2 separate regions of the Homo sapiens genome follow, and region 2 is linked to region 1. Evidence: read pairs that join two places in POLR2A ChIA-PET (ENCODE). Cell type or tissue: PC-3. All regions are shown on one strand. Region 1 has its middle 110 kb from the start of COX7C. Region 2 has its middle 68 kb from the start of LINC02059.

Region 1 (4,000 bases):
AATATTCTTAATATATTTATTTTCATTACTATTAACCATTAAAATATTAAATATTAACTCTCACAAATCCTTTGCATTTATGAAACATATTATTTTGAAGCCTGAGTGTAAATATATTTCTTAATTCTCTTAATAACTTATGAGGTATTTATTGTTTCCACTTTACAGATAAAAAAACACACACTGAAAAGATAAGCTGTTTACACAAACTCATACAAGAAAATAATCCTAGACCCTTTGATAGTAGTTTTATTATTTTTTTTCCATTGGAAAAAAATCATAGACCCAAACAGAGACACAAAAGGTAGCGTCCTTTGAGATACTAACAAGATAGCTAAAGAAATAAAATATATACTTCACACTAATTGAACTGAATAATAACATAAATGGGAGAGAAGCAGTAGCTATCATTTGTGCAGGCTACCTCTGGCACATTTTGTGGTAGATCCTTGATGCTAACCTCACTTAATATTGAACGCAAAGACATAAGGTAAGTGCTGTCATCATCAATTGAAAAATAAGGAGACTTTGCTTCGGAGTCCAAGTTTACGTGGATGATAAGCATTGAAGGCAAGACCTGAGTCCACATCTATGTGATTCTAAAGCCCACGCTCTAACACTGTGCTTTACTCTTATAAAAAGAAACATACACATTTTCCTAGATTTCAGAGAATGAGTAGTTTTATCCTTCGATGGAGGTTCCATGGAATTTTAAACAGTGATATGAACAAAGAATTGAATTGGAGGAACCTAGAAAAACTGCCAAAGTAGAGTAGACAGTATGAACTTAAAAATGAGCATAGCAACTTCTGGAAAGAGTGAGGAGATGAGCATAAAGTAGGAAATACTAAATTAAGAAGTAAAGAGAGAAAAGAATAAAGTCAGATGATGGAGGCCTAGAAAACCTAAGTAGAGAAAAATTGACCTTTTTCTATTAAGAACAGGAGATGATTTCAATGAAATTTGTGTTTAAAATCAGTCTAATTAAGGTTTATGAGTGAAAAGAAAAAGACAAGACCAGGTGCAGACACTAATCAGGAGACATACCACAATGCAAAGGAGAATGTATAGAAACCTGGAAAACTGAGGAACCAATAAAATATGATTTTAAAATACTGAAGACAGCAGGCTCAAGAAAAAGATTGGATTTGAGTTAATATGGTTTGGATGACAAAAAAGTAAATTTAGAAAGTAAGATTTTACTGAATTGTTGAAAGAGAATGGAATTTCAGGTCTAGATAATGAATAGGCCTTTGTAAAGGGAACAACGACCTCTTCTTCTCCAAATAAGCCCTGTGAGTAGATGGGTTAATGAATCAAATGATGATTTTGGCGGGGCAAAACTCTAAGCAAAATCCAGGGCATTTTAATTCCTCAAGCCAAAAGACTTGTATTCTATCTCCATCTCTGCCAGTTAACAGCAATGTCAGGGAGCAAACTGGTACCATTTTGTAAACTGAGTTGTTCAAGGTAAATTATCTCAAGGATTGTTTCATCTATTTAAAAAATGAAGTCAGTGTGTCTTGCCATCCTATGTAACACAGGACAGCATGATTTATGCAGGTGTATTCAGCACCGTCGATCTTCTTATGAAATACGTTTAACATTTCAGCTCATATCACAACATCTGGGAAAAGCGCACAGTTAAGAATTAGCCAGAAAAATGCTGAATAAAGATGAAATGATGGAGGTCGGGAATTCGAGACCAGCCTGACCAACATGGAGAAACTCCGTTTCTACTTAAGATACAAAATTAGGGAGGAGGAGCCAAGATGGCCGAATAGGAACAGCTCCAGTCTACAGCTCCTAGCGTGAGCGACGCAGAAGACGGGTGATTTCTGCATTTCCATCTGAGGTACCGGGTTCATCTCACTAGGGAGTGCCAGACAGTGGGCGCAGGCCAGTGTGTGTGCGCACCGTGCGCGAGCCGAAGCAGGGCGAGGCATTGCCTCACCTGGGAAGCGCAAGGGGTCAGGGAGTTCCCTTTCCGAGTCAAAGAAAGGGGTGACGGACGCACCTGGAAAATCGGGTCACTCCCACCCGAATATTGCGCTTTTCAGACCGGCTTAAGAAACGGCGCACCACGAGACTATATCCCACACCTGGCTCAGAGGGTCCTACGCCCACGGAATCTCGCTGATTGCTAGCACAGCAGTCTGAAATCAAACTGCAAGGCGGCAACGAGGCTGGGGGAGGGGCGCCCGCCATTGCCCAGGCTTGCTTAGGTAAACAAAGCAGCCGGGAAGCTCGAACTGGGTGGAGCCCACCACAGCTCAAGGAGGCCTGCCTGCCTCTGTAGGCTCCACCTCTGGGGGCAGGGCACAGACAAACAAAAAGACAGCAGTAACCTCTGCAGACTTAAGTGTCCCTGTCTGACAGCTTTGAAGAGAGCAGTGGTTCTCCCAGCACGCAGCTGGAGATCTGAGAACGGGCAGACTGCCTCCTCAAGTGGGTCCCTGACCCCTGACCCCGAGCAGCCTAACTGGGAGGCACCCCCCAGCAGGGGCACACTGACACCTCACACGGCAGGGTATTCCAACAGACCTGCAGCTGAGGGTCCTGTCTGTTAGAAGGAAAACTAACAACCAGAAAGGACATCTACACCGAAAACCCATCTGTACATCACCATCATCAAAGACCAAAAGTAGATAAAACCACAAAGATGGGGAAAAAACAGAACAGAAAAACTGGAAACTCTAAAACGCAGAGCGCCTCTCCTCCTCCAAAGGAACGCAGTTCCTCACCAGCAACAGAACAAAGCTGGATGGAGAATGATTTTGACGAGCTGAGAGAAGAAGGCTTCAGACGATCAAATTACTCTGAGCTACGGGAGGACATTCAAACCAAAGGCAAAGAAGTTGAAAACTTTGAAAAAAATTTAGAAGAATGTATAACTAGAATAACAATACAGAGAAGTGCTTAAAGGAGCTGATGGAGCTGAAAACCAAGGCTCGAGAACTACGTGAAGAATGCAGAAGCCTCAGGAGCCGATGCGATCAACTGGAAGAAAGGGTATCAGCAATGGAAGATGAAATGAATGAAATGAAGCGAGAAGGGAAGTTTAGAGAAAAAAGAATAAAAAGAAATGAGCAAAGCCTCCAAGAAATATGGGACTATGTGAAAAGACCAAATCTACGTCTGATTGGTGTACCTGAAAGTGATGTGGAGAATGGAACCAAGTTGGAAAACACTCTGCAGGATATTATCCAGGAGAACTTCCCCAATCTAGCAAGGCAGGCCAACATTCAGATTCAGGAAATACAGAGAACACCACAAAGATACTCCTCGAGAAGAGCAACTCCAAGACACATAATTGTCAGATTCACCAAAGTTGAAATGAAGGAAAAAATGTTAAGGGCAGCCAGAGAGAAGGGTCGGGTTACCCTCAAAGGAAAGCCCATCAGACTAACAGCGGATCTCTCGGCAGAAACCCTACAAGCCAGAAGAGAGTGGGGGCCAATATTCAACATTCTTAAAGAAAAGAATTTTCAACCCAGAATTTCATATCCAGCCAAACTAAGCTTCATAAGTGAAGGAGAAATAAAATACTTTACAGACAAGCAAATGCTGAGAGATTTTGTCACCACCAGGCCTGCCCTAAAAGAGCTCCTGAAGGAAGCACTAAACATGGAAAGGAACAACCGGTACCAGCCGCTGCAAAATCATGCCAAAATGTAAAGACCATCGAGACTAGGAAGAAACTGCATCAACTAATGAGCAAAATCACCAGCTAACATCATAATGACAGGATCAAATTCACACATAACAATATTAACTTTAAATATAAATGGACTAAATTCTGCAATTAAAAGACACAGACTGGCAAGTTGGATAAAGAGTCAAGACCCATCAGTGTGCTGTATTCAGGAAACCCATCTCACGTGCAGAGACACACATAGGCTCAAAATAAAAGGATGGAGGAAGATCTACCAAGCCAATGGAAAACAAAAAAAGGCAGGGGTTGCAATCCTAGTCTCTGATAAAACAGACTTTAAACCAA
Region 2 (4,000 bases), 300 kb after region 1:
AAGTATCATGAAAATAGAAACTGCAGGAAGCAGCTACCATCCTTAGGGAACAAACGAAAAATGTAGGAATTACTAAAACTTTGTTGTTTGGTGGAGAAACCTCGCAGAGCTCAGACCTCTGAGTGCTACCAGCTGGTGCTAGCATCTCTAAGGGGCACCATCAGGCTGACTCTTTGATGTGTTAGAGAACGAAAACCTGGACTTGCTGCTACCAGGGTGAAGAAGTGTGGCTGATGTGATGCTCACAGGAGCTGGAAAAAATAAAAGAGCAAGACAGCATGAAGCTGGCAGGGAAAAGTCCCTCATTTCTCCTTTAGCCTCCCAGGCTCTCTCTAGTGCCCCTTACACAGATTGTCTAGCAAATGAAAAGCAGTTTCAAAAATCCCAGCCCCACAATCCCAAAGCTAAGAGGAGTGGATTTGAGACTGAGAGACCATTATCTTCATAACTGGTATAGTGTCTTTTAACATAAAAGATCCTTCACCCCAACTTAACGGTAAATCCTTAAGTTACATTTACCTTAAGGGTAAATTTAAATCCATGTGCTCTAATTCATTTCTCTGAGAAAGAACAAAGAGTCTCCTTAATATCATCACTCTAATCCTTGGAAACATTAAGGTGTTGTTGACATCTTACCTGGTGCTCTCTGTATCACTTGCACAGCATATATTATGCTCTTAACAAATATTAGTTGAATGAATGTGTAAAAGTATATTCTCAGCATAACTCTGACTTCTGAATTCTCTTTAAACAATGCATTTTTCATCCCCTTTATCACTGGACTAGGATATAAATATTTATACTGTAAAAACTATAGCACCACAGAAATATGACTTCACAATTTCAGAAGCTCTGATGTTTCTTAAGACAGTTAATATAGATTTTGCATGTTTCTCTCAAACTACAGAGGGAATGAGGAAATAAAATAGAATTCCTTTGATTTCCTCTAAGGTTGAATCTTCCTTCCCAAAATCCCAATGATGCATCAGGCTACTCTTCGGATTCTCCGTATCACATGAAAGATACAGGTGAGCCATTCAGCTTTTGTATAAAAGAAATAAGAGATGATCTTATCTTATTTTGGGCCTCAGTCACCTCAATTTACCCTCAATCTCTCTTGGGTGCTGTAGTATCTTCCAGGCATAAAGTGTTCAATCGTATGCAGTAAATAAATTATTTTAGAGATAGTCCTATTAAAGTATGTTTAAAAAAATAAGATTTATGTTTACAAAATTCATTCACTTTACATAGTTACATGTTTAGTTTTGTTTATGGCAATTCAATATGTTGTCACTAAATATTTTTTTTCAAAATCAGATAACATAAACTTAAATATGATAGAAGAGGAGAGAATTGATTCATTGAAACAGTGGCCTTCAAAACTCCTTTTTCTCAAAAAAAAAATATTTGAAGGGGTGATGTAAAACCTTTTGTTTTTCTTATGACAGCATTCCAAGTCTTTCTCAAATATATTCGAGGACTTTATTTTGTAGACACTTTAGAAGTTGGATTTTTTTCAAGAAACATCTGTAAATATTAGAAAAACAGTTCAAATCTTAAGAACAAGATGTATAAACAAGTTGTATAAACACATTTTAGTGCATTATGTGGTCAACCCAATATTTAATCATGGTTATCCATTATGTTTTATAAAACATGTTACACTGTTTTTCCTGACATTAATTGCATTATTAAGATATTATGGAAGGATGTATTTGTTATTTGTTTATGACTTTCTTTGTCATTCATCAAAAGTATGCTATTGTACCATGAAGAGCAATCTCTGCTGACCAGGCTGTTTACAAGTATCAGAAGAAATGCAATGTCAGGCTTTTGGTACTATAATTCCATGGGCAGTCTCTTGATTTTCCACATAAAATAGATCTACTTTATACAAGGCACTTTTCTCTTAGAATTTTTTTTAAGTTTAGTTTTAAAATCTAAAGCTAATTCTAAATAAATGCTGTCCTGTGCACTGTAAGATTTAGTAATATCTGTGGCCTTTTCGTACTAGATGACAGTTGCACCCCACCAAACTTGGACACTAAAATTATCTCCCAAGGAGCAAAACTGCCCCCAGTTGAGAACCACTGCTTTGGAACTTGACTGTTTCCCTTCCATTCTTTCTGTTTTTCTTGTCTCCTCTTTTGGGGCCCATTATAAAATATAGGGTTGAAATGTTCCTCTTTCTAAATTACTTATTGGGCTGCTTATTCTGGAAGATTGACCTAGGGTTAATCACAAGGCAAGACCTGGTTTAGAATCAGTGAGATGACCCTTACTGGAAATGATGATTGCATGGTAATTTTAAGTATGCTAGCTTTTTATGTGAGGGTGATACTAAGGATGTACTGTACTACAAACATATGATACTGAAAGGTGTTTATGTGAAAGTAGTCATAGGGTGAACTAAATTTTACAGGAAGATTTAATGTAATTTGAGCTAAAGCTTTAGGAGAGAATGTTAGAAGGATCACTGGACACAGGAACTGAGTCATTTAATAAGAAACATTTCCAATATTCTAGATCATCCAAATTATATAACTAAGAAAAAAATATATATATTTCTCATCATATAAAAATAAACTGTTATGACTAGCAAAATAAAATTTATTGCTATAATTATAATTACTACAATTATACTAAAAAGATACACAATCTTTAATAACCATAAGCTCATTAATCCTCATATTAATATGTAATAGTTGCTCATCACAACTGTTACCCAACCTTGAAAATGGAACTTATAGATCTTTTATTTTGTCCACGTATAAGACAAATTTAAACTCTAAAAGCAATTTATTTGTTGCAGTTAACAAAGACTTGTGATTTCTACTGGAAAAGAAAGGAAAACAAATTTTTGGAAGTGCTAACTTAAATTAGTGTGTTTTTATTATTTTTCTTGTTTTTATGTCTGTCTTCATAACCAAACATTTCTAATGAAAGGGCTACAACTTTCAATCAATTAATAATCTGAATTATAAATCAGGAAAAAGTCGCAGACAACATGTAACTGAAATTCATCAAAGCATAAGATAAGATAGCACATAATATATTGTCAGAATATTTTTTAAAATATTAGTCATTTACACATGTATATATATCATTATTTATCCAAACCTATAAAATGTGCAACATCAAAAGTGAATCCTAATGTTAAACTATGAACTTTTCGTGATAATAATGTGTCAGTACAGGTTTATCAGTTGTACTATTCTAGTGGGGGATGGTGATATTGGAAATAGCTACGCATGAGTAGGGGCAGGGGATAGATGAGAAATCTCTGTACCTCCCTGTCAATCTTGTTGTCAATCTAAAACTGCTCAAAAATTTAAAAACATTCTTTAAAAATCTGTAATTTATATTATTAACTGTTGAAACTATTATGACTAAAGATTCTGGTTATTTAAAATTGATAATAATTGTGAAACAATGATCAGATATTATATGACAAGACACCATATCTACACTTGTCCTATTTAACATTTATATCAATAACTTAGATGAAGCAAATGCTTGGGGCATGCTTTGCAAATGTGACGACAACAGTAAAAAGCCAGAAAGGACAGCAAATACAGTGATGTTAAAATCTGAATCCAAAAGGATAGTAGAAGACATGAAACAAGGAAAGCTCACAATGAAATTTGACAGATTATTACAGGTCTTGCACTACAATCCGAAGGCACAACTTTGGATCAAAGACAAATGGAGAAAATTGGTTTAGAGGCAGCCTGTATGAGAAAGAATTACAGGATTAGTTGAATTCAAATTCAGTGTGACTCAACAATGAGATTTGTTTGCCAAGGAACTAATGTGATCTAAAGGTATATTAACTTCTATTGTTCCTGATATTTTATGTCTAGATATTCTGATAGCTAGAATGGCATTAGGGATAGTATTTCTTTACTTTGAATTGGTTAGATCTTACCAGGATGATTTTTGAAAGATAGGAGAATGGTAAAGTGAACTTCACTTCATGTCATTTGAGCAGTGGTTGAGG

Evidence for each region. ChIA-PET counts read pairs that join two places held together with the same protein. Peaks named below come from ENCODE experiments on the same cell type or tissue, not always from the same donor. Only the 100,000 strongest peaks of a DNase experiment are listed, where the experiment ranks them.
Region 2: POLR2A ChIA-PET joins it to region 1 with 7 read pairs; 1 of 35 experiments calls an interaction of 5 or more read pairs at or near these places.

What each region holds. Positions count from the first base shown.
Region 1 is chr5:86,508,934-86,512,933 of GRCh38, forward strand. No RefSeq gene overlaps it. Among named protein-coding and RNA genes, the nearest start is that of COX7C, 110 kb to the right of the region's middle. In PC-3, no CTCF peak of the experiment used is centred here; no DNase peak of the experiment used is centred here; H3K4me3 peaks cover 461 bases.
Region 2 is chr5:86,812,698-86,816,697 of GRCh38, forward strand. No RefSeq gene overlaps it. Among named protein-coding and RNA genes, the nearest start is that of LINC02059, 68 kb to the left of the region's middle. In PC-3, no CTCF peak of the experiment used is centred here; no DNase peak of the experiment used is centred here; H3K27ac peaks cover 829 bases.